Regions from separate parts of the Homo sapiens genome. Here region 2 is linked to region 1. A link is an interaction called in ENCODE POLR2A ChIA-PET data of the cell type or tissue named here. Cell type or tissue: Panc1. All regions are shown on one strand. Links, peaks and the distances in the headings refer to the core of each region. The heading gives the core; the rest is flanking DNA.

Region 1 (15,140 bases), core at 2,961-10,960:
GACAAGTACATTGGTATGCTTTCACTGTACTACAGACTGTCAATACAAAGGTGCTTGTGGGCCAGGCGTGGTGGCTCATGCCTATAATCCCAGCACTTTGGGAGGCCTAGATAGGAGGATCACTTGAGGCCAGGAGCTTGAGACCAGCCTGGGCAACACAGTGAGACCCATTTCTACGAACATTTTTACATTTTTAAAATTAATTAATTAAATTTAATTAAAAAGAGGGTGTTTGTGGGAGGAAATGGCAACAGAGTTCAGCAACTGTCTAAAGCAACTGGAGAAGATGGATTTGGGCTGGGTCTTGCTCATTTGAAGCACTCTAAGACCCCACTTTTTAAATGTGGGGCTTTTCTTCTGGGATATCATGACGTTCTGGATTAAAATCCAATGGCAGAGCTGCATCCGTGGACATGAATGAGCACTAAGGGCGTCAGGATAAACCTCCAGATGCCCTCCAGGCCCACGCAGAGAGAAACACCGAAGAGCAACCTTTGGGAAATGTGAGCTCTTTCCAGTTGCACCAGAGAGACTTTACTTTCAGCTGACACACTTCTTGTGAGTTTCGTGGTAGGCTGTTGTGGCTCCTCAGGCTTAAGAAGATTAACAAGGAAAAAAAAAAAAACACCATAGCATGCATTTCTTTCTACTCCCATCTAGGGTTTGGGGTTGCAAGTTTTTAGAGAAAGGAATTTGGCAAGAAAAGAATCCAGATGTAACTGACAGCAAAGTGACACATGGCAAAGCAACATCTCTGCTCTTAGGCATACTTGTTCCCAGCTACTAATTAACTGACAGAAACAGAAACCTTTCCCTTTAATATTTGCCACTGTCAAGGTCAAGGATGGACCTTAATACATCAAAATTGTACTTACTCTCTACTTGTTAAATACAGATTTACCCTTTACTAACAGTTAAAAATGCAAAAAAAAAAAAAAACTATAAAAGGCATAAGCAACTTACCTCGCTCCAGAACCTTCTGTACTTTGATATGGTTAGCACAGAATCCACTGTACAGTTTAAAGTGGTCCGCGTAATAAAGGAAAGAGCCTCCAAGGGAAAACAGTAATTTCTAGAAGGGCAGAGGGGAAAGTCAAATCAGACATGGTTTAATCAATGCGTGCTGGCTTATGGCATTTGACGGCCCCATGGCTTCTGTCAGATTCCATAGCACTAATGCCTTGGAGAAGTTCAAACCTGCTCCATCCACACAGGAGGTGGGGAACAGCCCAGGCGCTCCCCTGGCAGGTATCTAGCTTGACTGCAAAGTTTCCAGCGGCAGAGCCTACTGACAGTGTGCAATCCAAGGACAAGAAACAAAGAAAGTTCTACAAAAATACAGCTGACAAGGTGGGATATAAACAATCTGAGAGAGGTTCACTAATAAAGCCGACTCTGCATTGCTTGGGGAGAGTGATGCTGTCTGTATGGTTCCAGGTCCCCTTGGAGGGGCTTCCTGCCACACTGCGGCTTACACGGATGCTATGGAGCACTGGTGCTTCATAGAAGAGAGGGCTTGAGCCCAGCAATTAGAAACCTATTCTCTTAATCCCAGATCCACATGACCACGGGGAAGAAGGATTGGGCACAGGGTAGGAGCTCTGGTTTCAGAAGCAACCACCTTGGATATCCTTCACAGCAGCTGAGAAAAGAGCACGTACGTGGTCAACAACCAGGCGGGAGGTGCTGCTGGACTTCTGACTACCAAAAGCACCTGCGCCAGGAAAAAAAAATATATACAGCCTTCCTTTACCACCTGACAGAGGAAAACGGTGCAAGGAAATAGTCACAGGACAATAAATAGTCAATAGTCACAGGACAAGAAATTCTTTCTCATGAGAGAATTCTCATGAGAGAAATACGTACCATAGCCACGTATTTTTACTTTAAGCCTAAATCTGAGATACTTACTCTAAACTGTGAGGGGGTTTCTAGGGTGTTAAAGTCAGATGATGCTGAAATCCCATCCTCCAGGGTCTCCAGAAACACCTTCTGAAACTCAAGCATCTCTGGCAAACTTCCAAAAAGTGACTCCATCTATGTGAAGATCAGGATTTGAAATGAGGGGATTAGCCATGAAGTTCAGGACACCACGCTAACTCTTAGGCCCACAAATAAATCACAAGGAAATTCTTCACGGAAAAGCAGACAGAAAGTAAATCCTTTAAGAAGACAGCACATTCATTATGGGATATGGCTTATACATAGAAAGTTTCACAGCTCCATCCCCCATAATTCTCTATTACTACAGTAAATTTTTAAGTGGATGTAAAATTCTCAGAATTCAAATTAAGAAAAATGTAAGTCAGTAGAACTAATTATGTGGTTTCACATTACAAAGGTATGTATTGAAAAGGAATTTCTGATCACACTCTCTTCTACCTCAAAAAGACCATAACCGTCCCTCTGCCTTTGTAAACACTCTGCCACTGGGTCATGCAGCCGAGGCCACAGCAGTGGTTTAGGAGGAGGCTATGCCTGGGACTCTCAGAAGACCGTTAAGTCTTGGGATGTTCTTTTGGGATCAACAGAGATACTCTCATAGGAGTTCTGCTAAAAGGCAAACAGAGACTAACCTGTGGATCACTGGACAGAAGGAAGGTGATTTTATTTACCTCATCTTGGGTAAGAAAGGTCTCATTCTGAAGTGGCTCCAAGTATAATTCAAAGAGGCAGCTCAAATCCTGAAAGAAAATAGAAGAAAGTGTCTTCAACGCTTTAGTCTCCAAAATACCCATGAGATTTGGGTAGCAGCAACCTGGCAGCAGCTCCCAAGGCTCCCATCAGGATAATGAAGTTTATGCCTTGTTGAAATTCTTTTTTTTTTTTTTTTTTTTTTTTTTTTTTTGAGACGGAGTCTTGCTCTGTCACCCAGGCTGGAGTGCAGTGGCATGATCTCAGCTCACTGCAACCTCTGCCTCCTGGGTTCAAGAGATTCCCCTGCCTCAGCCTCCCACATAGCTGGGACTACAGGTGTGCTCCACCACACTCAGCTAATTTTTGTATTTTTAGTAGGGGCAGGGTTTCACCATGTTGGTCAGGCTGGTCTCGAACTCCTGACCTCAGGTGATCCTCCTGCCTTGGCCTCCCAAAGTGCTAGCATTACAGGCGTGAGCCACCACACCCAGCCTTTGTTGAAATTCCTGACCCCAAAAGTAGTGATTATTGCTCACCTAATTCAAAGAGTTTAATATCACAATACAGGCAACAGCTGGATTCCACACCTTTACAGCTCGATCATTCCCTCTGCTTAGGTAAGTGTCTTGGTGACAGAAACACCCTTTCTTCAGGCCACTGCAGCAGGGGCACTCACTTCCCTGCAGAGGAAGGGCGTCTGGGTGGCACTGGTGTCAGGTGCACCCCAGCTCCTGGCCTCTTCTGCCTCAGGGAGCACAGTGAGAGGTCCAGCATGGAGCTGGGAGGGTCAAGTTCTGGGGAGCCCTTCAACTTTGGGGTTGACTGATTCACAGAATCTCAAACTCACATATTCAAAGGCAATAAAAAACTCCCACAGAGCTGCAGCTCTAATGGCTAAACTCTAAGCCATATTTGGCTGTCTTGCAAACGAGGTTCCAGCAGGACAGTATAGTGGGAGTAGACTGCAGTTACAAAACCCATGAGCGAAAGATTTTGTTTAATAATTTGAAGCCAAAGCCAGGCATGGTGTCTCATGCCTGTAATCCCAGCACTTTGGGAGGCAGAGGCGGGTGGATCACCTGAGGTCAGGAGTTCAAGACCAGCCAAGCCAACATGGTGAAACCCTGTTTCTACTAAAAAAAAGAAAAAAAAAAAATAGCTGGGTGTGGTGGCGGGTGCCTGTAGTCCCAGCTACTCAGGAAGCTGAGGCAGGAGAATCTCTTGAACTCAGGAGGTGGAGGTTGCAGTGAGCCAAGATCATGCCACTGCACTCCAGCCTGGGTGACAGAGCGAGACTCCATCTCCAAAATAATAATAATAATAATTTGAAGGCAAGACCAGGATATAGTTCAGTGATAGAAAAGATTTCTCTTTTATTCTGAAGAATTTTGAGTCCTAAAATACTAGAAGCAGTTGACTGCAAAGTCAGCTATAATAACTCCCTCACTTCCCAAGAGGGGAACCTAAGACCCAGAGCTTTATAAAGCCCAAAGCATCCCCAGAACTTTCTGGCCTTAGTTCAGAGAGCAAAAGGCAAGGCCTGTGACACGGATGCTTTCACCATAAAAACCTCCCTGGCCTTCCCTCACCATATTCCACGCCAGACCGCTCAGAGAAGGGAGATGATGGAAGTTACTGAATCATATCTCAGGGAACACATAGATGTCAAAAATTTCAAGGAGCATGCAGGGGATCCAGGTTAAAAAACAACAAGATTCTGTGTTAAACGTCAGCAACAAAAAAGAAATGAAGAAACGGTGGTGTGTGTGTGAATCACAACAGGTGCCAAGTGTGGGTTATTTTGTCCGAGGGTGTTGGGGCCTGGCAGTCATGCCTCACAGGCTGGTGCTGCCTGGGAGGACTTCCTGGACAGCAAAATCAGGTCCGCGCAGAGCTGCGGGGGGCAAAGGGCTGCAACCCAGGGGGGCCCTAAGAAAACAAAGTGCAGGTTTCTTGCAGAGAGAAGGGAGAGTCGGTCCTTGTCTACTTCACCCATGACACCATCTGAGTACTCTGCCAGCCTGTCACTGAAATGACCCTCCCAGTACAGCGTGGCCTAACAGGAAATTCTAACAACACTATTACCAAAAAGGGACATCGATTCTCCTCTCAACTCTGCCCTTAACTCTTGGGGCAAGAGCTCCATGACTATTCTCAAGATGTCAGAAGGGCTCTGAAGCTTCCAAAATATCTACAGCGCCACACAGCGACTTGGAAAAAGGTGACTGTGGAGATGGGATTATTCAGAACTTGAGTCTGAACAGCCTGGCTGTTCACTTCATCTCCACACCCTGGATGCAGGACAAGACATAATGGAAAATGAAACTAAACTGTCATCTCTCCTAACTTTCCTTTCTCCCCTCTGAGGCCAAAAGAAGGGGCTTTGGGAAGCTACCTGTGAATAGGGCCTTAGGTGAAGTCCTGGTAAAACAGCGACATCAACAAAAGGGGGAAGCTCAGATCTGTCTTGCAGAGCAAGGTAATAGCCGCACGTGTGTGCCAAGCCTTAATTCATGGACCCAGCACGTCAGAGTTGGAAGACATTTAGAGAAGGGGGACCGAGTGTCTCAGACCCCAAATAAGGGAGTTGAAGGGGGCCATCCACCATACAGCCAGAGGGAGGCAAAGCCGGGCCTGGACCCTCAGCCCACCGCACCGTGCCGCGCTGCTTCAGTAACTGACAAATGAAGCGAGCTTCAAATGGTACCAAAGCTCCAGGAAACAAAGCAAAAGAACTCTGCTCCCCAGGCTCCAGTATTCTTCATAAAATCTTTCTCAAACCACTGACTGGGGGCTTATGAGATGGATAAATGAATTCTTCGGGTACTCAAGATACTCGGCAACTGCCCCTTCATAATGGTGCAAGGATATTCCCACGTGCTGACCACTCCCCAGTGTGTGCGTCCCAGTTCTACACGATGACAACCACCAGGCAGGGCTGGCCCGGGCCACCGCCAAGACTGTGGGGCCTGGATCAGCCGTCACGTATGTACAGATTGTTCCCAAGTTCCTCATCACCTAAAGTGATCTCTCTCCCCTTATACTAAACCAGTACAGACTCCCTTCCCACAGATTGCAAATGACAAACCAGAACATCTGTTTCCATAGTGAAAGCTACCTTGGTAACAAAATAAGCCAAGGATCTAATTTTTTTCTGAGTCTCCTCAGCTCTTCCACCCTCTCACTCTTCCCCTCCCTTCCTTGAGCAATTCACTGATTCAAGGAGCAGGTGTCCCCCCCTGGGGAGTGGCAGGTGTCCTGGGCAGAGGTGATCTGGGGACCTCTGCCAGCATACCACTTGCCATCATCAAAGAGGCACGAATGCATAAATGCCAGCTCTTCCCTTACCTTCACGTAGGACTTCTCTGTGTCCACAAGCTCCTGGATGACTTTGCGGAGGCGGTCTGCATCAGACAGGTGGCGGGCCAGAGACCTCGGAGGAGGATCCTGATTCTCCCGCGGTCCTTCCATGCCGTTGGCCTGACTGTCGTTAAAACTCCTGCACAGTGCAGTGATCTGCTCAGCACTCTGAGAGAGGACAAGAGGTGGAAAATAATGCACGGGCCTCTCCCTGATAGTATCCGCTGCCCCCAAGGGCACCAAGTGTCTCCGTCTGTGCTCAGCAGGGATCTCAGAGGGGCCTCTGTGTAGGGCAAAGGGTTTCATTCACCTCAAACCCCTCTGGCTATCATTTCGGATCTGAGTAAGGAAGATGTGCGCCCACACTCATGTTCAGTGTTTACACACGAGGCTCTCCATTGTCACATCAGCTGTTAGATGTATCTTTGGACCTGAAATTACAGAGTCATTGCCTAGGGCTAACCCTCTGCAGTCAAGGTGAGGTAGCTCTGAAATCAAGAAGTTATGGCTTTCTAGGGAGCAACAAGAGCAGATGGCCTCAACAGGCCCACCCAGTCCCCTCAATGGTTGGCCTAATCCAGTTTTCCATCTCCCACACAGAACAGCCCGGAGAGACTCAAGAGAGGCACAGCCCAAGAGCAATTACAGGACGACCTGGCCACAGTGGGCCAGGAGTTCTGCCCTCCAGTCTAACCGCTCAGCTCCACAGTCTTGTGGCAAGTAGAATTATGAGTGAGAAACTCTTGAGCTGGTGCACATGCTAGTAATGGAGTAGAAGCAGATGAAGATGGTAACACCCTCACCCTAAAGGGGTGCAGAGCCCTGCAGAGCGCACAGGCAGGGAGCAGAGGACACATAAGGCCTGGCGAGGATGAGAGGCCAGGGATCAACCAGCCCCAGAGGAAACCTCTGCGAGGAGGGAGCTAAGCTGGTCTTAGCAGGGAGCCAGGGCCAGGCCTAGGGAATGTGGGCTCAGAGGAAATACTCGCTCCCAGTCATGGGAAAGGAATCACATAGATGAAGAGACAAGAAGGAACATGACCATCTGGGGGGACCACTGGCCTTTGGCACAAGCTCCTATTCAGACAGAAGCACCATGTGCTTCCGCCTTCTCAAAGACAGCCTATCTGTATCCACCAGACTTTGGCTGGAAAGCCTCACAGGTGAAACGCTTCCACAGTTGCTGGAGCAGGGTCAGATTACAAAGTGTCCTTTTACTTCTCATTCTTTCCATTCCACCCTCACATCTCCACCCCACTTCACCACCTCCCCATCTGGAAGCCCAGTGAGGGCAGGGTGGCTTCTTTCTTTCACATCTCCGCCAGCAGCCAGCTCACTGGCCAGCACAGGAGGTACTCGGCCCACCTCTGCTGCACTGAAATTCTTACTGAACAACGCAGCTGAGTCCCAACACAAATGACTGGCATCCATTAACAGCCAGCAACTTTCTGACTGTCAACTAAAAAACTCTCCTTTTTTCAGCTTAAATGCCTTCATGCCTGACCTCTATCCATCTCTGTCTTGGGTAAGAAGCTGAACTTCTCAGGAGCATCTCTTAATATTCACATAATTCATTTTCTTTCCTTGGATATTGCAGAAAGCTTACACAAGCATGTTGGTCAAACTTGGTAGCCTGATGCATGCTTTTTATACAGTCTGTCTCTTGACAAACTGAAGCACCCCAAAATAAAAAGAGGCCACTCTCAACTGCCCTCTCTGTTCTATGCCCCAACCCCCACCAACACAGTGTTGTCATATGATGGAAATATACAATCCACATTAAAACTCAACATTGATCTCTGGCTAGTCTTTCAGTTCAATTCAGTGGTCATCAATTGAGGGCCTGCTTTTCTCCAAAGAAGTAGAAACAGTTCCTACACAAAGAGGTAAGACTCACCAAGGCTGGAAACCCCAAAGCATAGCCTAAGGCAATCTGGAATCAACAAAGACTTCTGTGGAACAAATGAAGAGTTATAATAAACATTAAATGAATAGAGGCAGCATTTTAGAATCGGTTGTCCAGGAAGGCTTCGGTGAAAGGGTTGTAACATGTCCTGGAGGGAGCCTGCTCCAAGGGAGAACCAGAGAATGTGCCAAAGGTGCAGTGGGAAAAGGAGCCCAGTAACGTTCCAGGCCTACCTCAAGGGGCAAGTAAGGGTGAGACCCTAACAGATGTCTGCCATGGGAACTCCCAGATGGCTGAGCTCCTTCAGTAGAATCGCTTCTCTTTTGAGTCGGGGGCACTGCTGAAAACATAACTGAAAACGTGGAGGCAACTTCAGAGCTGGGTAACAGGCAGAGGTTGGAACAGTTTGGAGGGCTCAGAAGAAGACAGGAAAGTGTGGAAAAGTTTGGAACTTCCTAGAGACTTGTTGAATGGGTTTGACAAAGATGCTGATAGTGAAATGAATAATAAGGTCCAGGCTGAGGTGGTCTCAGATGGAGATGAGGAACTTGTTGGGAACTGGAGCAAAGCTGACCCTTGTTATGTTTTAGCCAACAGCTTGGCGGCATTTTGCCCCTGCCCTAGAGATCTGTGGAACTTTGAACTTGAGAGATGATTTAAGGTATCTGGGAGAAGAAATTTCTAAACAGCAAAGCATTCAAGATGTGACTTGAGTGCTGGTAAAGGCATTCAGCCTTATAGAGGAGGCAGAGCATAAAACTTTGGAAAATTTGTAGCCTGACAATGCAATAGCAAAGAAAATCCCATTTTCTGAAGAGAAATCTAAGCTGGCTGCAGACATTTGCATAAGTAAAGAGGGACTGAATGTTAATCCCCAAGACAATGATGAAAATGTCTCCAGGGCATGTCAGAGGTCTTGGCAGCCCTTCCCATCACAGGCCTGGAGGCCTAGGAGGAAAAAGTGGTTTCCTGGGCCAAGCCCAGGGTCCCCATGCTGTGTTCCGCCCAGGGAATTGGTGCCCTGAGTCCCAGCCACTCCAACCATGGCTGAAAGGAGCCAACACAGAGCTTGAGCCATGGCTTCAGAGGGTGCAAGTCTCAAGCCTTGACAGCTTCCATGTGGTGTTGAGCCTGCCAGTGCACATAAGTCCAAGAATTGGGGTTTCAGAACCTCCACCTAGATTTCAGAGAATGTATGGAAATGCCTGGATGTCCAGGCAGAAGTTTGCTGCAGGGGCAGGGCTCTCATGGAGAACCTCCACTAGGGCAGTGCAGAAGGGAAATGTGGGGTTGGAGCCCCACACAGAGTCCCTACTGGGGCACCGCCTAGTGGAGTTGTGAGAAGAGGGCCACCATCCTCCAGAGCCCAGATCCACTGACATCTTGCACCCTGTGCCTGGCAAAGCTGTAGATACTCAACACCAGCCTGTGAAGGCAGCCAGGAGGGAGGCTATATCCTTTAAAGCCACAGGGACAGAGCTACCCAAGACCATGAGAACCCACCTCTTGCATCAGTGTGACCTGGATGTGAGACATGGAGTCAAAGGAGATCATTTTGGAGCTTTAAGATTTCACTGTCCTGCTGGATTTCGGAATTGCATGGGGCCTGGAGCCCCTTTATTTTGGCCAATTTCTCCCATTTGGAATGGCTGTATTTACCCAATGCCTGTACCCCCATTGTATCTAGAAAGTAACTAACTTGCTTTTGATTTTACAGGCTCATAGGTGGAAGGGACTTGCCTTCTCTGGGATGAGATTTTAGACTGTAGACCTTTCAGTTAATGCTGAAATGAGTTGAGACTTTGGGGGACTGTTGGGAAGGCATGATTGGTTTTCAAATGTGAAGATATGAGATTTGGGAGGGGCCAGGGCAAAATGGTATGGTTTGGCTCTGTGTCCCCACCTAAATCCCATCTTGTAGCTCCCATAAATAATTCTCATGTATTGTGGGAGGGGCCCAGTGGGAGATGATTGAATCATGGGGGTGGGCCTTTCCCATGCTGTTCTTGTAATAGTGAATAGATCTCACAAGATCTGATGATTTTAAAAACAGGAGTTTCTCTGCACAAGCTCTCTTTGCCTGCTGCCATCCACGTAAGATATGACTTGCTCTTTTATTTTATTTTTTTGAGACAGAGTCTTGCTCTGTCACCCAGGCTGGAGTGCAGTGGCACGATCTCAGCTCACTGCAACCTCTGCCTCCCGGGTGCAAGCAATTCTCCTGCCTCAGCCTCCCAAGTAGCTGGGATTACAAGTGCCCACCACCACACCTGGCTAATTTTTGTATTTTTAGTAGAGATGGGGTTTTGCCATGTTGGCCAGGCTGGTCTTAAACTCCTGACCTCAGGTGATCTGCCCACCTCAGCCTCCCAAAGTGCTGGGATTACAGGCATGAGCCACCATGCCTGGCTGTCATGGGTGTTTCTTAAAAAAACTCCCCCAGGTGTTGCTAATGTGTGGCCTGCATGAGAACTGCTGGTCTACTCTTCATACAGCTCGCGTTCTGCTTGGATTTCTGGGAGTGGTGCTGGCTCCAGTGGGATCACCTGTCCCAGGGTCCCCACTGAGGTATGTGGACAGAGCTCACGGGCTACAGGAAATTGACGGAATCACAGCCATGACTCTGGTGTTCTGGTTGTGGCCTCCTATGAAGTGAGCTAAAATGTTCACGATGATAATACTCGGACTCCAAGACTCACTGATTTGAAATCTCTGTACTGGGATTTGCACCACAAGCTCAGACAATATAATTCTGCAGTCCTGAAAACTAACAGTTCCCAGGGCTATAGAATCTATATTAAGCTTGAATATACTGTATAAAATAAGATCTGATAAAATACATCATAAGTTAAATGGCATCTGGTGAGATTATGGCTTTGCTTCACTGGGATGTCAAAAATCACACCTAACAATGCAGTGTTAAAGTAACGAGATCTTACAAATAAAGTATCTTGCCATTTTAGAAAAACAGAATTCACTTTATGAACTTTTCTGGTAAGATTAACTCCCAAAAAGTGAATGTTAGCTGAGATTTTTCATAGCAGATTTACTTCTTAAAGTACCACAATTAAGTGTTCAAGTGCTAGAAAGCCACCTTTTGTACACTTAACATTTTAGCTGTTGTCTAAGGGAGTTGGTGAGGATTACTTGGGACCAAAAGGAGGCAGGGCCCCCAAAAGGAGAAGAGTAATTATAAGTGTGTCTTTTCAGATTGTAGCTGAAGGAGTCACTTGGGTGATTACATTTCAGTTCACCCACTGTTCGTGATGTTTACAAACATTAGAGGGACATTCTGGGTGAACCTGATCAGCACTTTATAGGAATAGTGATTATCTGGGCTGGGATATCTTCACATGCATATATGGTGATAGGCCTGAAAAGCACAGATGAGAGTCAGAAGGCCTGGGCTGCAGTCCAGGCTCAACCCCCAGCCTTCTGTGCACTCCTGGGCAAGTCTCGATTCTAAGTCTTCAGTGTCCTTCCTGATGAAAAGGCAGCAGGAATGCCTATTCCATCAAGTAACTGCTAAAATTGCCGTTTGGGTCAAGAAGAAAAGGAAACTCGTGTTTGCCGAGCAGCTGCTGTGCACAAGGCACAGTTGGGAGGTTTCTCACAGAACATGCCAGCATTGCAGCTTTACCATGACTCTCCAGGGCTTTCCAGCTGAGGGGCAAGGAGGCTTCAGCGAGACCTTAAATGGCACAGGGCCCGTTCCCCTCTCTAGCTCTGCTCCATCTCTAGCTCTGTTCCCCTCTCTAGCTGTGCTCTGTCTCTAGCTGTGCTCCATCTCTAGCTGTGCTCCGTCTCTAGCTCTGTTCCCCTCTCTAGCTGTCCGCACAGCCCCTGCCACTCCCAGGTATTTAGCAGAGCACAGGCAAAGCAATCTAGTTCCTCACGCCTCCTGCTGCCTCTGCCTCCCATGTGGTCAGGGCTCTCCTGGCCCCAGGTGTTCTAGGGATGCAGCCACCTGCCTCTGGAGACCACCTCTGCTTAGAGAGGCAGAAACAGCTCATATGCAGACAACTGGGACATCTATTGAGCCTATTCCACCCCCACCCCAGGAATGCTGCTTTAAAAGCAAAAGACTGGTCTGGCACAGTGGCTCATGCCTGTAATCCCAACACTTTAGGAGAATGAGGCAGGTGGATCACTTGAGCCCAGGAGTTCAAGACCAGCCTGAACAACATAAGGGAAACCCATCGCTACAAAAGATAAAAAAAAATTAGCCGGCCATGGTGGCACACGCCTATGGTCCCAGCTACTCAGAAGGCTAAGTCAGGAGGATGGCTTGAGCCCAGGAGGTCAAGACTATCCTGGACAACATAGGGAAACCCATCTTTACAAAAGATAAAAAGATTAGCTGGCTGTGGTGGCACATGCCTGTGGTCCCAGCCACTAACGATGCTGAGGCAGGAGTTCAAGGTTACAGTGAGTTATGATGACACCACTGAGTGACAGAGTGAGGCTCTATCTCTAAAAGTAAATAAATAAAAGCAAAAGACAGATGATCATAACTTAGGGCTGGGAGTGTGAGGATTCAGTGGCCTAACAGGATGTGCATATGCAGAATAAAAAACACGGGCACTTGAAATGGGGGCCTCAGATTGGTTTTTTCCAGTTTGTAGCAATCAATGCTACAAACTTGGGTCCATCACAGGCCTCAGCTTTCATAAAAGAGCATGAAACCAATATTTTCTTTAAGAAGTCATAAAAAGATTAAATAAAAACATTTTTTCCAAAAATTATGCTATCTGGAAAAGCAATGATATTGAACCCCAACCCCCCCCCAAAAAAAATTTTCTCTCAAATTGTTTTTGTTTTGTTTTTTTGAGACAGGGTCTCACTCTGCCACCCAGGCTGGAGTGCTGTGGTACAATCATAGCTCACTGCAGCCTCAAACTCCTGAAATTAAGCAACCCTCCCACCTCAGCCTCCTAAGCAGCTGGAACTCCAGGCGCATGCCACCATACCCAGCTAATTCTTTTGATTTTTAGTAGAGAAGGGAGGGTCTCACTATGTTGCCCAGGCTGGTCTCAAACTCCTGAACTCCAGCGATCCTCCCACCAAACTGCTGGGATTATAGGCGTGAGCCACCATGCCGGGCCTTTAGTTCAGGTTTTTAATGTTATACTAAGGTTGATCCCTGCTTGAAAATGATTTTATCTTATTTATAGATGAGGAGCATCCCACTCAAGAGCTCTGAATTCAGGCAGACGTCTAAGCAGTTATTTGTGTTTTAATGTATGGATAAGGACATTTTCTTGTCTATTTTCAAGGAGCCCATAAACCCATTTCTTAGGAGTGGCAAGAAAACTGCTTAGGACGATCAAGCAGCTCGCCCAGACCCTCTTTGACGGTCTTTGAAGGACAGAGTCTTTGTCAAACCAAGCTCTGAGTCACTCAGATGAACCTTCTAACCTGGGTTCAGTGCAATACTTTTCATTAGAAAAATACCATGATGGCCTCCTCTTGATGACAGTTTGTGAAATCTGTTCCCTTGATCACAACAACTTTGATATTCTCTTTTGTCTTATTCAGAGACATCACAGCCTGAGGCCTTTCAACTTTCCTGTGCGTTTTGGAATCTTTAAACTACTACGGGGTAGGTACATCACATTACCCAGAACTATTTCAAGACTATGCCTGAAATTTTGTAGCTACTGCATGAAATACGTGGCAGGAGTCCACTGCATCAGAAGCTGAGCTACGTGCCCGCCTTTCCTGGCTCAGGGTGCAGCTGTGGCCTCATTTAGGGATTCTGGGTACTGCAAACTCTTGTCAAAGGCACCTGTTTGTGTTGCTTGGGCTCAGAAAACACTTTCAGTCTAAGAAAAAAGGTTTAAAAGTGCTGCGTAATTTGGGGTAATGTGGCATACAGAAACAAGGATGAAGGACAGCATTTGCAGTGTGTACTACATTTCAATTCCTGCTTTAGAGGAAAAGTATGTTGGGGGAGGATCCGTAACAGACGTAACCAACATAGAAAGCTACTAGGAAAGAGACTGCCACGCTGTTCGGTGAGCTGGTCCCGTCACTTTGCAGTATGATCTTTCGGCAGATCCCTGGCGGGAGATCCCTCTCCCTCCGCATGCCGACCCACTCTGTGTTGAGCCATAGGCCTGGACTGAATCCTGACCCACTCTGTGCTGAGCCATCAGCCTGGACTGAATCCAAGTCTCATGTCCTCAGAGTTTCCCCAAACCAGGACATCAGTCAGAAGAACTAGGGTTCTGCTGCTCCTCCTGCACCGAAATAGAATGCTAGAAAAAATACAAAATACATTTAGGCCTGGGACAAACGGTCAGTTATCCTTAAGGAAAGTCAAGCCCCAGAAAGGGTGTGGTTTATATGGTTTGCGTTCTCATACACTGAGCACTTACAATATTCCCAGTTCATTGTCTGGAAGGCATGGGGAGGCTGCACTACTAAATAATCTCAGAGCGCAATGACACTGTCAGCTGTCATATTCAAGCAAATTCATTAAGTCAGAAAAGTTCCCTTTAGGAAAACGGGAAAAAAAAAACACTAAAAATTGCACGAAGGACTTTTTCTCAACTCACTCTGAACTTCGTAAAAGTCACTGTCTAACTTACAGAAAGATCTAGTATTATCCCCAAATATCACTGGCAAGGATGGAATCTGGAAGGACCACAGAGGGCTGAATGACTACTTCCCCAGTTTTTGTTTTTTTTTGTTTTTGTTTTTGTTTTTGAGACAGAGTCTCACTCTATCACCCAGGCGGGAGTGCAGTGGCACGATCTCGGCTCAGTGCAATGTCTGCCTCCCAGGTTCAAGCAATTCTCCTGCCTCAGCCTCCCACGTAGCTGGGATTACAGGTGCGTGCCACCAAGCCTGGCTAATCTTTGTATTTTTAGTAGAGACAGGGTTTCAGTTTCATCATGTTGGTCAGGCTGATCTCAAACTCCTGACCTCAGGTGATCCACCTGCCACGTCCTCCCAAAATACTGGGATTACAGGCGCAAGCCACCATGCCCAACACAGATGATGCTCTTGAGTGGAGGTGGATCCTGCACATCTGGACTGCACAGTGGGAACAAGGGGCTCCTGGTCTGCACATCCAGCTGCAGCTACCCTGGGCTACCCCACTGCAGCCAGGTCAGGATTTCAGGGCTGAACTCTATTTAGTGCTTGGGGGGAAGCTGGCAGGGCCCACAGGCTGATAGAGGGCAACACCACATCCAGTTTCTCCTGGACCGGCATGCTCCGTGGAGTGGAG
Region 2 (14,576 bases), core at 1-8,000, 230 kb after region 1:
GACAAAATAGATTTACTGGAGTAAGGTACACAGAAAAGGTCCACATATTTTTTGTGTGAAAGCAAAGAAAATAACAAAATGACTTTAAATTATGGAAGATCTCTACTAAAAATACACATCACCTTAGTTTTTCCTTCCTTTTCTTGCTGGTAGACACAAAAATACAATGATCTACCCCATCTCAGGTGTGTGTGTGTGTGTGTGTGTGTGTGTGTGTGTGTAGACAGATACATAGACATATATCTGCCTAACAGTATCTTCAATGCTTTCTAACCCAGCAATAATAATTAGAATCCAAGTTTCAATTATACTTACTCAGCACTTAGGAAAGACCCTGTAAGTGCTCCTCCACGGACTGGGACTCCAGCCTTTTCTGATGGAGACTGTCAACAATCCATCATCCCTGCTAATGGTGGGATGCAGTGTCACAGATAATTTAAACAGCTGTCAGAGCTGAGCAGCTCTTCAGACTTCCATATGGCTCATAAAACGCACATGGGCTCTGTGCCCTTCCCCCTCCCTAGAAAGAGTTGGGAGGAAGGATATGAAGTCAGACAAACTGGGATTCAATCCCAGCTCTATGCTTCAATATCCTCGTGTACAATATGGCTTTCCAATATCCCTTTTGTGTAGCAGAGGGGAGCAAGCACTTGGAAGTACCTAGCACAGCGCCAGATGCAGAAAAGGTATGTAGTAAATGTTGGTAACCATGCCTTTCTTCTCTTCCCTTGAGTTCCTCACCTCTCCCAGCAAGCCGTCTCCCAAATTTCGAGTTCTCCAAAGCAAAAGAGACAAAACTCCACATCAAACTCGGAATACAGAGAACTTACAGATTATCAAACACAGAAATAAGCAGACAGAGATTTTCTGACCTGCTTTCTGGATCGTCTATGGCACACACACCTGCAGGAGCACAGACTAAGCCAGCTGTAGACCCCAAACCTCAGCTGTACTACAGGAGCCATGGGGACTGGTAAGCATCTATGTGCAGAGAAAGCCTGGGTCCTCCAGCCCCAGTTAGGAGGAGCAACAATGTGCCACAGGTAGGGGACAGGTGAGGAGCAGGAGAAGAAGTGAGAGGACGCTCAGAAGCCCGAGCATAATGGCCAGACTTACGAGATGGGAGAAACTGGGCAGGTTACTTAAACTCTCTCACCTCCATCTTCTGAAGTGAGTCTGAACTCACTCTAAGGTCTCTCCCAGTATTTTATGATTTCAATATGATTCTAATGCTACATTGTAAGATTTTAAGATGTCTGTTTTTAGTATTTCTAAAATAGCATCAGAGGATGGGGCATAGTGGCTCACGCCTGTAATCCCAGCACTTTGGGAGCCCGAGTAGGGCGGATCACTTGAGGTCAGGAGTTCGAGACCAGCCTGGCCAATATGGTGAAATCCCATCTCTACTAAAACTACAAAGATTAGCCAGGCATGGTGGCGGGAGCCTGTAGTCCCAGCTACTCGGGAGGCTGATGCAGGAGAATCGCTTGAACCCGGAAGGTAGAGGGTGCAGTGAGCCAAGATCACGCCACTGCACTCCAGCCTGGGCTACAGAGTGAGACTCCGTCTCAAAAAAATAAAATAAAATAAATTTTAAAAAATAAAATAGCATCAGAAATTGCCCTGTGATTAATTCTGTAAGATACCCTATATCTTACAGAATTAGGAATTAATGGGGTTTGGTAAGTTGGTTGGTTGATTTTTGTTTTTAAACCTCACTCCACCCAACACAAAAGTAGCAAATGTGCTTTCTGTAAGACTACATTGAGTCAAAAGCTCAAAAGTGAGAAAAATCAAAATACTGTTAAGGATTATCATTCCCTTCCTGCTCTGTGGACTTACTTTTGCTCAGTGAACTCTCATAGTAAAGAACAGGATAAGAAATGTGGGCCGTACAGTACAAAATGAAATATGACAACGCAAGGGGTGGAGAAAAACAAGGTTTGAACATAAACTGTTTGTAATAAACTGGCCATAAGGAAAGATGAACTCTTTGAAATTGTAGGCTCTATTCAAACACTGTATGTTATTTATTAACTACTCCTTTTTTTCTTTCTATAAAGAAATTCAGTACAGCATCAGCTTTGATATATTTACAATACTTCTCTTGGAGGAAATCCAGAGTCTACATTTGGTCTTAAAAGAAGTTTCTTCCTACATGGAAGCTATCTCAAAAAGCCAAAACACACACTCAGAAAAGCTGAGCCTCTCGTTAACATTTTCCAAGCATACAGTAGCTACGCACCATCTGGCACCCACCAAAACCCCTCCAAAAGTATCAAAAGACTGCCAACGCCTCTCTGCATTTACAAGAATAATTCCTGAAAAAGTGTCTGTTTGCAGAAGAATTTCACTTCCAGTGATATGCTGATCAAAAGTTTACTGTCTCCCCATAAGAGAGTTGACTGGTTTTAGTGACTTGGCCAAATATCAAAATAGCTGTAATTAAATGGAATTGTGAGAGCCAGATGAGGTATAAAAACTGAGGGTGATCCCAAAGGAACTAAAATTATGCTTAGCACATGTTTAAATTATATACCAGTCACAGGGCAAACCATTGTCAGACACTCTGAGGAGAAAAATAGATCAATATGACCGAAGGAAGTGTGCATTGAGACAAGCTGTTTCATTGTTCAGAACTAAGACTGACTGAAGTGATCGTCTAAGTTTTTCAAAATAAATATCTCACACTCAGTTATTTTGCTATGATATGAAAATTGAGAAGCCACAGGATCTCAATACTGTTCATTAGGATTATAAATGGAAACAAACTCATGGAAGGCAGCAGCTATGTAGGTCAGGTCCAAGGGAGAAATTTTCTAATTCAAAAGATAAGCACAGATTAAATGATCGCCTGTCCAAAAGGTCTCCTAACCAGTGTCAATTCCATAACTACCCCTCCACTCCTGAAAGTGAGGAGTTGTAAAGACCCCTAGAGTCTTACAAATTGCATAACCGCCTGAAATATCCTAAGAATCCCTTTGGTTTGGCTTGGTTTTGGTTTTGGTTTTGGTCATTCCATGTTACAGAGGACTCACTCAACATTACCAAGGACTGAAAAGAACAGCTCCTAAATTTAATTTTTTTTTTTTTTGAGACAGAGTTTCACTCTTGTCACCAAGGCTGGAGTGCAATGGCTCGATCTCAGCTCACCACAACCTCCGCCTCCCGGGTTCAAGCGATTCTCCTGCCTCAGCCTCCCGAGTAGCTAGGATTACAGGCGCATGACACCACATTTGGCTAATTTTTGTATTTTTAGTAGAGACAGGTTTCACCATCAGGCCCAGCACTTTGGGAGGCCGAGGCGGGCGGATCACCTGAGGTCAGGAGGTCGAGACCGGCCTGGCCAACATGAGCCACCGCGCCTGGCCTAAATTTAATTTTTGTAAGCTGGGCGCAGTGGCTCATGCCTGTAATCCCAGCACTTTGGGAGGCCGAGGCGGGCGGATCACCTGAGGTTGGGAGGTACCAGCCTGACCAACATGGAGAAACCCCGTCTCTACTAAAAATAGAAAATTAGCCGGGCATGGTGGCGCATGCCTGTAATCCCAGCTACTCGGGAGGCTGAGGCAGGAGAATGGGTTGAACCCAGGAGGCACAGGCTGCAGTGAGCCGAGATCGTGCCATTGCACTCCAGCCTGGGCAACAAGAGCGAAACTCCATCTCAAAAAAATAAATAAATGAAAATTAAAATGGGTTAAATTATTTCAATTCAATTACACATACCAGCTGCACACAAAGATCACAGCCACATCAGTGTTACCCAAACCCTTTACCCCATTTCTTTTCTTACTAGAATTTCCCCAGTTCTACTAGAAATGAGCTGTGGATCTTTTATGAGCTGTTGCTACCATGAAAATCTCAAGCTAATTTATTGCCTACCTATTTATATATCCTAAACATAGCTTCTTATATCAAAAGGCACAACCTCAAAGTCATAAGTCTTCCGCTTAGATTCTTTCCACTCTCTAACAGTCTACAGTTTCAAGAGTATACAGAATCTGGCCAGCCGTGGTGGCTCACGCCTGTAGTGCTAGGACTTCGGGAGGCTGAGGCACACAAATCACTTGAGGCCAGGAATTCAAGACCAAAACCCCATCTCTACTAAAAATACAAAAATTAGCCAGGTGTGGTGGCGGGCGCCTGTAGTCCCAGCTACTCAGGAGACCGAGACACGAGAATGACTTGAACCCAGGAGGTGGAGGTTGCAGTGAGCCGAGATTGCACCACTGCATTCCAGCCTGGGTGACAGAGTGAGACTCAGCCTGGAAAAAGAGAAAAAAAAAAGAGTATACAGAATCAGAGAAAGCTATGGGTGCGAGGGACCTTAGAAATCCTCTCTTCCACTGGATTCACAACTGTATTAGGTCCTTCAGAGGGGCCCAAGGGGCCTTCTGTCCCTTACAACTGCGTAATTAATATAATTTCCATTTCATCCCTTTTGTATATTATATATTTGGGTCTTGGTTTCACGTAAGTCGTAGTTTGGAACAAAGGATTCCTCTGATTTTCAAGAAAATCACTAATACTGCCTGGACCAAGAGGTATATACAAACCCAGACCCTGAGAAGCTGAATGACGTCTACGGATCCACATCTCCACTCAGTATAGACCAACACTGAGCCTCCAGAACACAGTCTCTCCAAATGCGGCCCCAGATCAGCCACAGTGGCAGCATCACCTAGAAACATCATAGAGATGCAAATTATCAGGCCGAACTCAGATCTTCTGAGTCAGGGCCAGGCATGGTGGCTCACACCTGTAATCCTAGAACTTTGGGAGGCCAAGCCAGGCAGACCACCTGAGTTCAGGAGTTCAAGACCAGACTGGGCAACATGGTGAAGCTCTATCTCTACTAAAAATACAAAACCTAGCCAGGCATGGTGGCTCACGGCTGTAGTCTCAGCTACTCAGAAGGCTGAGGTGCAAGAATCGCCCGAACCCTGGAGGTGGAGGCTGCAGTGAGCCAAGATTGTACCACTACACTCCAGCCTCGGTGACAGAGCGAGACCCTGCCTCAAAAAAAAAAAAAAAAAAAAAAAAAAAAGATCTTCTGAGTCAGAAACAGAGGACAGGACCCAGAGATTTATGCGTTAGCAAGCCCTCCAGGTGATTCTGATGCCCTGAAGTTTGAGAACCTCTGTTCTGGAACAATACCTAATGTGCTTTCCATTATGCTCTTCCTCTCCTATTTCAATCCTACAACTCCAAGGCAGTACATGCTAAGCAACTGCCCCAAAACACTGAACCTAACTACAGATTCACCCACTGAAAACACAAACACATCACAGTAAGGTTTCCAAACACTGCTACAGTACAGTCAGCGCATTTTTCTTTTCTCACAATACAAACATCCACATCCAAAAGGGTCAAATAAAAGTTTGAGTTTCAAGGAATAATTCAAGAGAGTGGAATATACGTACATTCCAGACACTGAGCCTCAGAAGAACTGAGTGATGCTGAGAAATTTACTTCCAGCTTCTCTGGGCACACTGCCTGCGGGGTAGCCCTGCTCTGCAAGGAGCAGGTTAAAAAAAAAAAAATTATTTCCAGAAAAGGAAGGTCCCTTAGACTATCAGTGACCACCAGTGAGTACCAAAGAGACAAAACTTGGCAATATTACTAAATGGAGACAGCTCCTTCCAGGAAAACCTGGTTCAGAGACCTGGAAATGAGTAGGAAAGTGACTGTGTTTCACCCCTAGCCTGAGGCAATTGATTTCTCTGTGCCTTATATTTCTTGAGGTTTGAGGTATATGTTCGTCATGTGCACAGGTGATTTTGCTGACTTTCTGCGTAATATATACATAAGAGGCACTATCCGGACTAACCACTAACTGTAAGCCACATCTCAGTGTCATGCTATTTTAGCAAATTTTAAGAATGCCAAATGAGAAATTACAACAAACACAGTTTTCAAGTGTGTCATATTATCATCTATCACACACAGAAATATAAATGTACTTTTATATCTTGAAATTATTCAAGAATTTTCAATGCACTCTATAAATGTTTAGAGATTTTCCTTTAGACAATGGAAAAAGCCATATGATGTATTATTTAAGGTCGACAATTACATATGTACGTGTCCACATATTTCGGAACAACCCACTTGTTGGTTTGCCGAAAATTCCAACTGTTGGCTGCCAACTCTGTACACTCCACGCCTTAGTGAATTTTCTAATGTGATTTATCAAGCTATCAAAATTTAGCTTCAGTGACAGACAGCTTTTCAGAAAATGCCACGCTGCAGTGACATTCTCTTCTCGACACACACCAAGACTCCTGCAATGGCAACCATCCGACGGGCTCAATTTCCTCACACGTTTAGACTAATGGCCAGGGTGAAACTGATGACAGTCTGACTTAGTGACATCCCCAGATTTTTTAAGACAGGTCATTTTAAAATTCCAATTACATGGTAAACTGAAATAGAACTAAGCAAAGTCCTGCCTGTTGGTATCCCTCAGGAAATGGCCTTTATTGAAGAGACAGAAATGCTTTCTCACTAATATTCATTACAAAATGATGTTTTTAAGTAACCTGACATTTTACCTAATCGTTTTCACTGTCAGTATGCTTATAACTAATATATTCAACAAACCTCTTCTTTAGAAACCAGATGTTTTCCTTAAAAATTTCCTTAAGAATGGCGTGAACCCGGGAGGCGGAGCTTGCAGTGAGCCGAGATTGTGCCACTGTACTCCAGCCTGGGCGACAGAGCGAGACTCCCTCTCAAAAAAAAAAAAAGAAAGAAAGAAAGAAAAAGAAAAATGGTTCCTGTCAAACCATGGATCACCCTGAAATAAGAAAACCTGTGCTGCATTTATATGTGACTGGCCTACAAATCTCTTGCCCATCTCTGGCAAGTTAACTAACATGGTTAGATCCTCACAATCCTATGCAAGCCTATGCAAAGGGGCATCATGCAGGGAAAAGAGACGGGAAGAGAGACCTTGACTCCACTCCCCCACACCCTCCACACACTGAATGCCCTACAAGCGCAAGTCTTACTTTATTTAGGGCAGTTTCTCAAAGTACGATCAAAAAGCCAGTAGCAGACCAGCCGCAGTGGCTTACACCTGTAATCCTAGTAGACCAGCCTGAGCAACATGGCAAGACCCTTTCTCCACAAAAAATACAAAAATTGGCCGGGCACAGTGGCTCATGCCTGTAATCCCAACACTTTGGGAGGCCAAGGCAAGTGGATCACTTGAGGTCAAGAGTTTGAGGCCAGCCTGGCCAACATGGTGAAACCTCATCTCTACTAAAAATACAAAAAAATTAGCTGGGTGTGGTGGTGGGCACTTGTAATCCCAGCTACTCAGGAGGCTGAGGCAGGAGAATCGCTTGAACCCGGGAGGTGGAGGTTGTGGTGAGCCGAGATCACGCCACTGCACTCCAGCCTGGGCAACAGAGTAACACTGTGTCTTTTTTTTTTCTTTTTTTTTTTTTTTGGTGGGGGGAGGTGGGGGAGACAGTCTCTAAAAATGTCGCCCAGGCTGATGTGCAATGGCACAATCTCAGCTCACTGCAACCTCCGCCTCCAGGGTTCAAGAGATTCTCCCACCTCAGCCTCCTGTGTATTTGGGATTACAGGCATGCGCCACCACACCCGGTAATTTTTGTATTTTGAGTAGAGACAGGGTTTCACCATGTTGGCTAGGCTGGTCTCGAACTCCTGACCTTGTGATCCACCCACCTCAGCCTCCCAAAGTGCTAGGATTACAGGCATGAGCCACCATGCCCGATCGAGACTCCGATTTGAAAAAAAAAAGTGCCTTGAGCCCTGGGTGTTACTGCAGCTCTGCCACAGGACTTATGTCCTCTGCTGCCCTGATTATAAACATCTTCTTTACTTGTTTGTCCCTACCACTAGAGTGTGGGCAGCATTAGAGTGTATCTGGTTCCCCACTGACCTCAACGTCAGGGACTTGGTAGGCACTCGGTCACTGATCACCAGCTCTGCCGTGGGTCGGCCTCCCATCTGTAAAACTAATCAGGCAGCACTGCCTCCAGGACCCCGGGGGGCTACACGTGGGAGCCTCCCTGCCCTCTACTCCTCGAGGCTCGAGGACCCAGAGGCAGGCGGCTCGATCCAAGAACTAGTCAGTCAGTGGCTCCTCCTTACCCACCCTTTTCTCCAGTGACTTTTTCAAATGATTCAAATTCCTTGAAAGTAAAGAATCTGGCCAGGTGCAGTGGCTCACGCCTGTGATGCCAGCACTTTGGGATGCCGAGGCAGGCAGATCACCTGAGGTCGGGAGTTCAAGACCAGCCTGACCAACATGGTGAAACCCCATTTCTACTAAAAATAGAAAAATTAGCTGGGCGTGGTGGCAGGCGCCTGCAATCCCTCAGGAGGCTGAGGCAGGAGAATCACTTGAACTCGGGAGGCAGAGGTTGCAGTGAGCCGAGATTACACCATTGCACTCCAGCCTAGGCAACAAGAGCAAAACTCCATCTCAAAAAAAAAAAAAAAAGTAAAGAATTCTCACAGTGCCAGGTGAGGTGGCTCACCCCTGTAATCCCAGCACTTTGAGAGGCCAAGGTGGGTGGATCACTTGAGGTCAGAAGTTCAAGACCAGCCTGGCCAACATGGTGAAACCCCGTCTCTAGTAAAAATACAAAAATTAGCCAGGCATGGTGGTGCACACCTGTAGTCCTAGCTACTCAGGAGGCTGAGGCAAGAGGATTGCTTTAACCTAGGAGGTGGAGGTTGCAGTGAGCCGAGATCGTGCCACTGTACTCCAGCCTGGGCAATAGAGCTAGACTCCATCTCAAAAATAAAAAATAAAAAACAAAAACAAAAACAAAAAACTCTCTCAGGGTCTCTCCAAGATTCCTGGCCCTCTGGCATAGCCTGTACTCAGGATGCCTGGCCTGCTTCCAGACGGAATTCCTCATTTTTATTGTGGAAAGACAGGCAGGCCTCCAGGGTGGAGGTGAAAGGGGAAATGAGGGACAAGCTGCTGATGAGCTACTCCTCCCTCCTCAGGCTGCCAGGCTAATTGGAGAGAGCCTTGCCTTGGGCAACCTGACCTCCATTACCATCCTCCAAGCCTTCTACTCTGGTGCAACTGACCATCCACTGGCTCATCATGGGTTACTCCATGACTGCCTTCTGCCTCTTCACATGGGGCAAATGGCTTAAGGTAAGTGAAGGCCTGCCTGGGAAGCTGAGAGGGACTCACTGCAAACTCTGGCAGTGAGGGATGCTCCAGACTGTGTGCCCACCTCAGCGACCTCTCCCCACTCTATAAATCCATCTTGGGCACATCTTCTTTTGGAGCCTACTATATTTACAAAGCAATGGTACCAAAGAAAGAGGAGTTAAAGGTGATGCAATAGTCTATTCGCCTGGTAAGTAAATGTCCTACAGCTAAGCTCAAAATACCAGGTTACATAACAGAGTAACAGACTTGGAAAAAAAGATGGTATTAAGAGGCCGGGCGCAGTGGCTCATGCCTATAATCCCAGCACTTTGGGAGACCGAGGCGGGCAGATCACAAGGTCAGGAGATTGAGGCCATCCTCGCTAACACGGTGAAACCCCGTCTCTACTAAAAGTACAAAAAATGAGCTGGGCGTAGTGGCGGGCGCCTGTAACAAGTCCCAGCTACTCGGGAGGCTGAGGCAGGAGAATCGCGTGAACCCAGGAGGTGGGGGTTGCAGTGAGCCAAGATCATGTCACTGCACTCCAGCCTGGGTGACAGAGCAAGACTCCATCTAAAACAAACAAAAACAGAAAGATGGTATTGGAAATTTGGGGTGAACTCCAAGGATTAGCCTGGCTACTACATACAGAGTATGGGCCTTGACTACTCTGACTTACTGAGGCACACTAGGAAGACTCTGGAAAGACTACAGACCAGGAGCTAGAAGTGACTCTGACCAGCCTTCCAATCAAACATCTTGTCTTGCAGGTAGCCTACAGCAGGACTGGTGCAGAAATTACTCATCACAGCTAGGCACGGTGGCTCATGCCTGTAATCCCAGTACTTTCGGAGGCCGAGGCAGGCAGATCACCTGAGGTCAGGAGTTCAGGACAGCCTGGCCAACAGGGCAAAACCCCATCTCTACTAAAAATACAAAAAGCAAAGGCACTGATAAAAGTCACATAAGTGCAAAACATCTCACACAACAGACTCAACAGAATGCACTTTTCTGGGGGGAGTTGGGAGAGATGGAGTCTCGCTCCGTCAATCTTGGCTCACTGCAACCTCCATCTCCCAGGTTCAGGTGATTCTCCCTGCCTCAGCCTCCTGAGTAGCTGGGAGTACAGGCAGCTGCCACTACACCCAGCTAATTTTTGTATTTTTAGTATAGACAGGGTTTCACCATGTTGGCCTCCTCCCTGCCCCACCGTGGCAGCTGCGGTGGTAGCAGCACATACACAATCACAGTAAATTGGCAGAGGAAACACACAACCGATTCCTGGCTAGAGGGGGAGAGATAAGGCAGTGTGCATGGGGGAGCCGAGAGGGGAGATGTGGGCCCCTCTGCTCCTCCCACAAGAGTGTCCCCTTTGGCCCCGGTGGAGACTTGGCCCACAGCTGAGGCACAGCTGGGAGCGTCGAGTCTTCCACCTCTCTGACTTTTCTGTTCTCTGGGGCCAGGGAGGCTGTGAAAATGGGGACAAGTAATTTCTTTTCTTTTTTGAGACAGAGTCTCACTCTGTTGCCTAGGCTGAAGTGCAGTGGTGTGATCTCGGCTCACTGCAACCTCTGCCTCCCGGGTTCAAGTAATTCTTGTGCCTCAGCCTCTTGGGTAGCTTGGATTACAGGCGTGCACCACTACACCTGGCTCCCTCAAATGTTTAGGTGACCTGCCAAATGGGTAAAAGGTATATTCCACAACAGAATCTAGAGCTGTTAATATCCAATACAATAACCTTGCCACAATTCCACGCTTCGGAAAAAAACGGATCAACCTTTATGTATTTTAACTTTCAGCACTTTGTTATTGATAAAGTCCATTTAGAGAGTCAAATATTTGGCAAAGGGTCTCTCAATCTCATAATCATATTATAATACTTTTAAAAACAATTTCAATGAACACTTCACACATTCTGTCAACCACCATTTAAGAGTGTTCACTAAAGCACCAGGCTGGATATAAAAGTGGTACAAAAATAAAACAAGCATGGCTGGGCTCAGTGGCTCACACCTATAATCCCAACACTTTGGGAGGCCAAGGAGGGCAGATCACCTGAGGTCAAGAGTTCGAGACTAGCCTGGTCAACATGGTGAAACCCTGTCTCTACTAAAAAAAAAACACACACACACAAAACTTAGCTGGATGTGGTGGTGGGTGCCTGTAATCCCAACTACTTGGGAAGCTAAGCCAGGAGAACTGCTCGAACCCTGGAGGCAGAGTTCGCAGTGAGCTGAGATCATACCACTGCACTCCAGCCTGAGCAACAGAACGAAACTCCGTGTCAAAAATAAATAAATAAATAAATAAAACAAGCAAAGCACTCCCTGTGTGATGGAGAAGTCATCAAGAATTAAATATTATATGATGAATGCAACAATTGATATAGACACAAGTACCTAAGAAGCAACTCAGATGGAAGGCTTTTCTGGGTCTCCGTGGATGACTGGGGGTTAACCAGACAGGGAATAATGCAAGGAAAAAAATGACAGAAAGAAATAGAAAACACTTAGTGAACTTTCTCATTTCGTCAGGCCAGGTTCTAAGCATATTATGCTAATTTTATTTTATTTTGAGACGAGGTCTTGCTCTGTCACCCAGGCTGGAGTACAGTGGCGTGATCATGGCTCACTGTTGCCTCGACCTCCTGGGTTCAAACAATCCTCCCATCTCAGCCTCCTTAGTAGCTGGGACTACAGGCATATGCCACTATGCCCAGCTAATTTTTGTATTTTTTTTACAGAGACAGGGTCTTACTATGTTGCCTAGGCTGGTCTCAAATACTTGGCCTCAAGTGATCATCCCGCCTCAGCCGACCAAAGTGCTGGGATTATGGGCGTGAGCCACTACACCCAGCTGTATTATGTTAATTCATTAATTTCTCAATCCTCAAAACAATATTCTAAGAAGGCGCTGCTGTCATCCTTCTTTTAGAGATGAAAATCTTAAGGCACAGAATGCTCTTTACTAGACAACAACAATATAATTTTTTTGAATTTTAAAATAACACAAAATATTGCACTAAAATTCATCACTATATTTTAAAAGCAATGAGAATCCTTCACTTTCACCAGCATAAGGAAAGATTTGCAAGCTTATTTATTAAGCCATTTCCCAAACTACTGACAAAAGAAGCTTCAAAATTCGAGTTTTACATACTGTTCCCAATGCAAAGAAATCACTTAGTAATGGGAACTCATGAAGAACTATGTCCAAAAGGCACATTCAGAAACCTAACCATGAATTTAAAAGAAAGCTTGTAATCCAACACCATGAAAACACAATGAACACTGTAGTCCAGATTCTGTTACTCAATCTACAAACCTCATAAATGAAAACAAAGCAGACCAATTTCCAGCTCGATGGAATGCCTGGAGAGGAGTGGGCCAGGGCCCAGGCCATGTAACATCCAGGAGAGGAAATACATTATACGCTTCTGGCAGGGAACCTTCTCAGGGCACCAGCCTATGTCTGCTGGCGGTAACCATCCGTGGGCATTTTTTTTTCCTTAATGTTATGAAAAAACATTTCACAAAAAATAAAAGCTTTCAAATGCTAGATGATTTTTATTAAGATCCTTTATTTGTTTACAATTAAGGGCATGCTAACCATTGGGTCAGGATAGAAGAGTGGAAGGATCATGTGGTCAGACAGACCTGGATTCAAATCTCAGCTGTGCAATTTCAAACTACGTGAACTTGGGTAAAGGATCCCACAGGTCTCCAACCTTCTCCTTCTAGGTTGTCATATGGGTGAGCAGCCTGGGTGTCATCCTTTACTGGATGTGATTCTCCCTGCCCTCCATTTTCTCAGTCACCAAGTCCACTGCACTTCCTTTATATTTCTGGAATCTTCTTCCATGTCTGTCCCCACTATTCTACTGCCACCACCTTTGATGATCTACACTGTTACCACTGACTTTCTTTCTTCCAGGCTTGCTTCCCTAAATCTACTCACAACAATCTAAAAAGAAACTGGTTTCTTTTTTTGTTTGTTTGTTTGAGATGGGGTCTCGCTCTGTCGCCCAGGCTGGAGTGCAGTGACGCAATCCTGGTTTACTGCAACCTCCACCTCTCGGATTCAAGCAATTCTCGTGCCCCAACCTCCCGAGTAGCTCGGACTACAGATGTGCACCACCACACCCAGCTAATTTTTGTATTTTTAGTAGAGACAGGGTTTCACCATGTTGGCCAGGCTGGTCTTGAACTCCCAACCTCAAGTGATCCCCAGCGTCGGCCTCCCAGAGTACTGGGATTATAGGCGTAAGCCAAGGTGCCTGAACGGAACTGGTTTCAAATGCAAATCTGACCTATCACTCCTCCACCTAAAACTTAAGGAATTTGCTTTTGTGTCACTTAATGTCACTTACTGTTCTCTACTTAAAGTAAGTTCTCTTACTGACCATCGTGTTGAGAGCGTAACAGTTTTTTGGATGCTTTTTTTTTTTTTTTTTTTGCAACAGTTTCCCTCTTGTTGCCCAGGCTGGAGTGCAATGGCGCAATCTCAGCTCACCACAACCTCTGCCTCCCGGGTTCAAGTGATTCTCCTGCTTCAGTTTCCCAAGTAGCTGGGATTACAGGCATGTGCCACCACGCCCACTAATTTTTGTATTTTTAGTAAAGACGGGGTTTCTCCATGTTGGTCAGCTGGTCTTGAACTCCCGACCTCAGGTGATCCGCCCCTTGGCCTCCCAAAGTGCTGGGATTATAGGCGTGAGCCACCGCACCCAGCCCAGCTTAACAGTTCTTAACACATCATAGGGGGCTCACTCGATACATGTTTAACATTGAGGGAGTTGTTTAAGCATGAATTTCTTCCTTATTCCACAAAAGTCTACTTTTTTTAAATTCAGAGGAATAAATGAGATGATGTATGCACAGGCCAAGTAGTCACTGCCACAGCTTCTAACTCCTCTTACTGTTCATTGTTCCAAAGTTTGCAAAGTGCTTTCATGCACTTCAGCTCATTTGATCTTTGTAACAACTCTAAGATTTAAGGAGTTACAAGAGGTTGGGCGCGGTGGCTCACACCTGTAATCCCAGCACTTTGGGAGGCCGAGGCGGGCGGATCACAAGGTCAGGAGTTCAAGACCAACCTGACCAACATGGAGAAACCCCGTCTGTACTAAAAATGCAAAAATTAGCTGGGCATGGTGGCACGTACCTGTAATCCCAGCTACTCGGGAGGCTGAGGCAGGAGAATTGCTTGAACCAGGACCCGGGAGGCAGAAGTTGCAGTGAGCCAAGATGGCACCACAGCACTCCAGCCTGGGCTACAGAGTGAGACTCCGTCTCAAAAAAAAATAAAAAAAGAAGTTACAAGAAACTGAGGCCGGTGACATTTATGGTCTGCAGAAGCAAAGCTAGTTTTCAGACAAACTTAGTGATTCCAAATCCTGAGCTTTTTCATTACGCTTTTCTGT

What was found. Peaks named below come from ENCODE experiments on the same cell type or tissue, not always from the same donor. Only the 100,000 strongest peaks of a DNase experiment are listed, where the experiment ranks them.
Region 2: POLR2A ChIA-PET joins it to region 1 with 10 read pairs; 3 of 35 experiments call an interaction of 5 or more read pairs at or near these places.

The regions. Positions count from the first base shown.
Region 1 is chr6:155,231,555-155,246,694 of GRCh38, reverse strand. TIAM2 (TIAM Rac1 associated GEF 2) reads right to left here. Exons shown (of 27, transcript NM_012454.4): 16 at 5,986-6,165; 17 at 2,616-2,684; 18 at 1,912-2,037; 19 at 964-1,072. It also overlaps a transcript of TFB1M not described here. Among named protein-coding and RNA genes, the nearest start is that of CLDN20, 25 kb to the left of the region's middle. In Panc1, for the core only: no CTCF peak of the experiment used is centred there; no DNase peak of the experiment used is centred there; H3K27ac peaks cover 6,256 bases.
Region 2 is chr6:154,999,563-155,014,138 of GRCh38, reverse strand. All of the region lies in intron 1 of TIAM2 (TIAM Rac1 associated GEF 2), which reads right to left. It also overlaps the pseudogene LOC100421330. Among named protein-coding and RNA genes, the nearest start is that of TIAM2, 12 kb to the right of the region's middle. In Panc1, for the core only: no CTCF peak of the experiment used is centred there; no DNase peak of the experiment used is centred there; H3K4me3 peaks cover 505 bases; H3K27ac peaks cover 2,539 bases.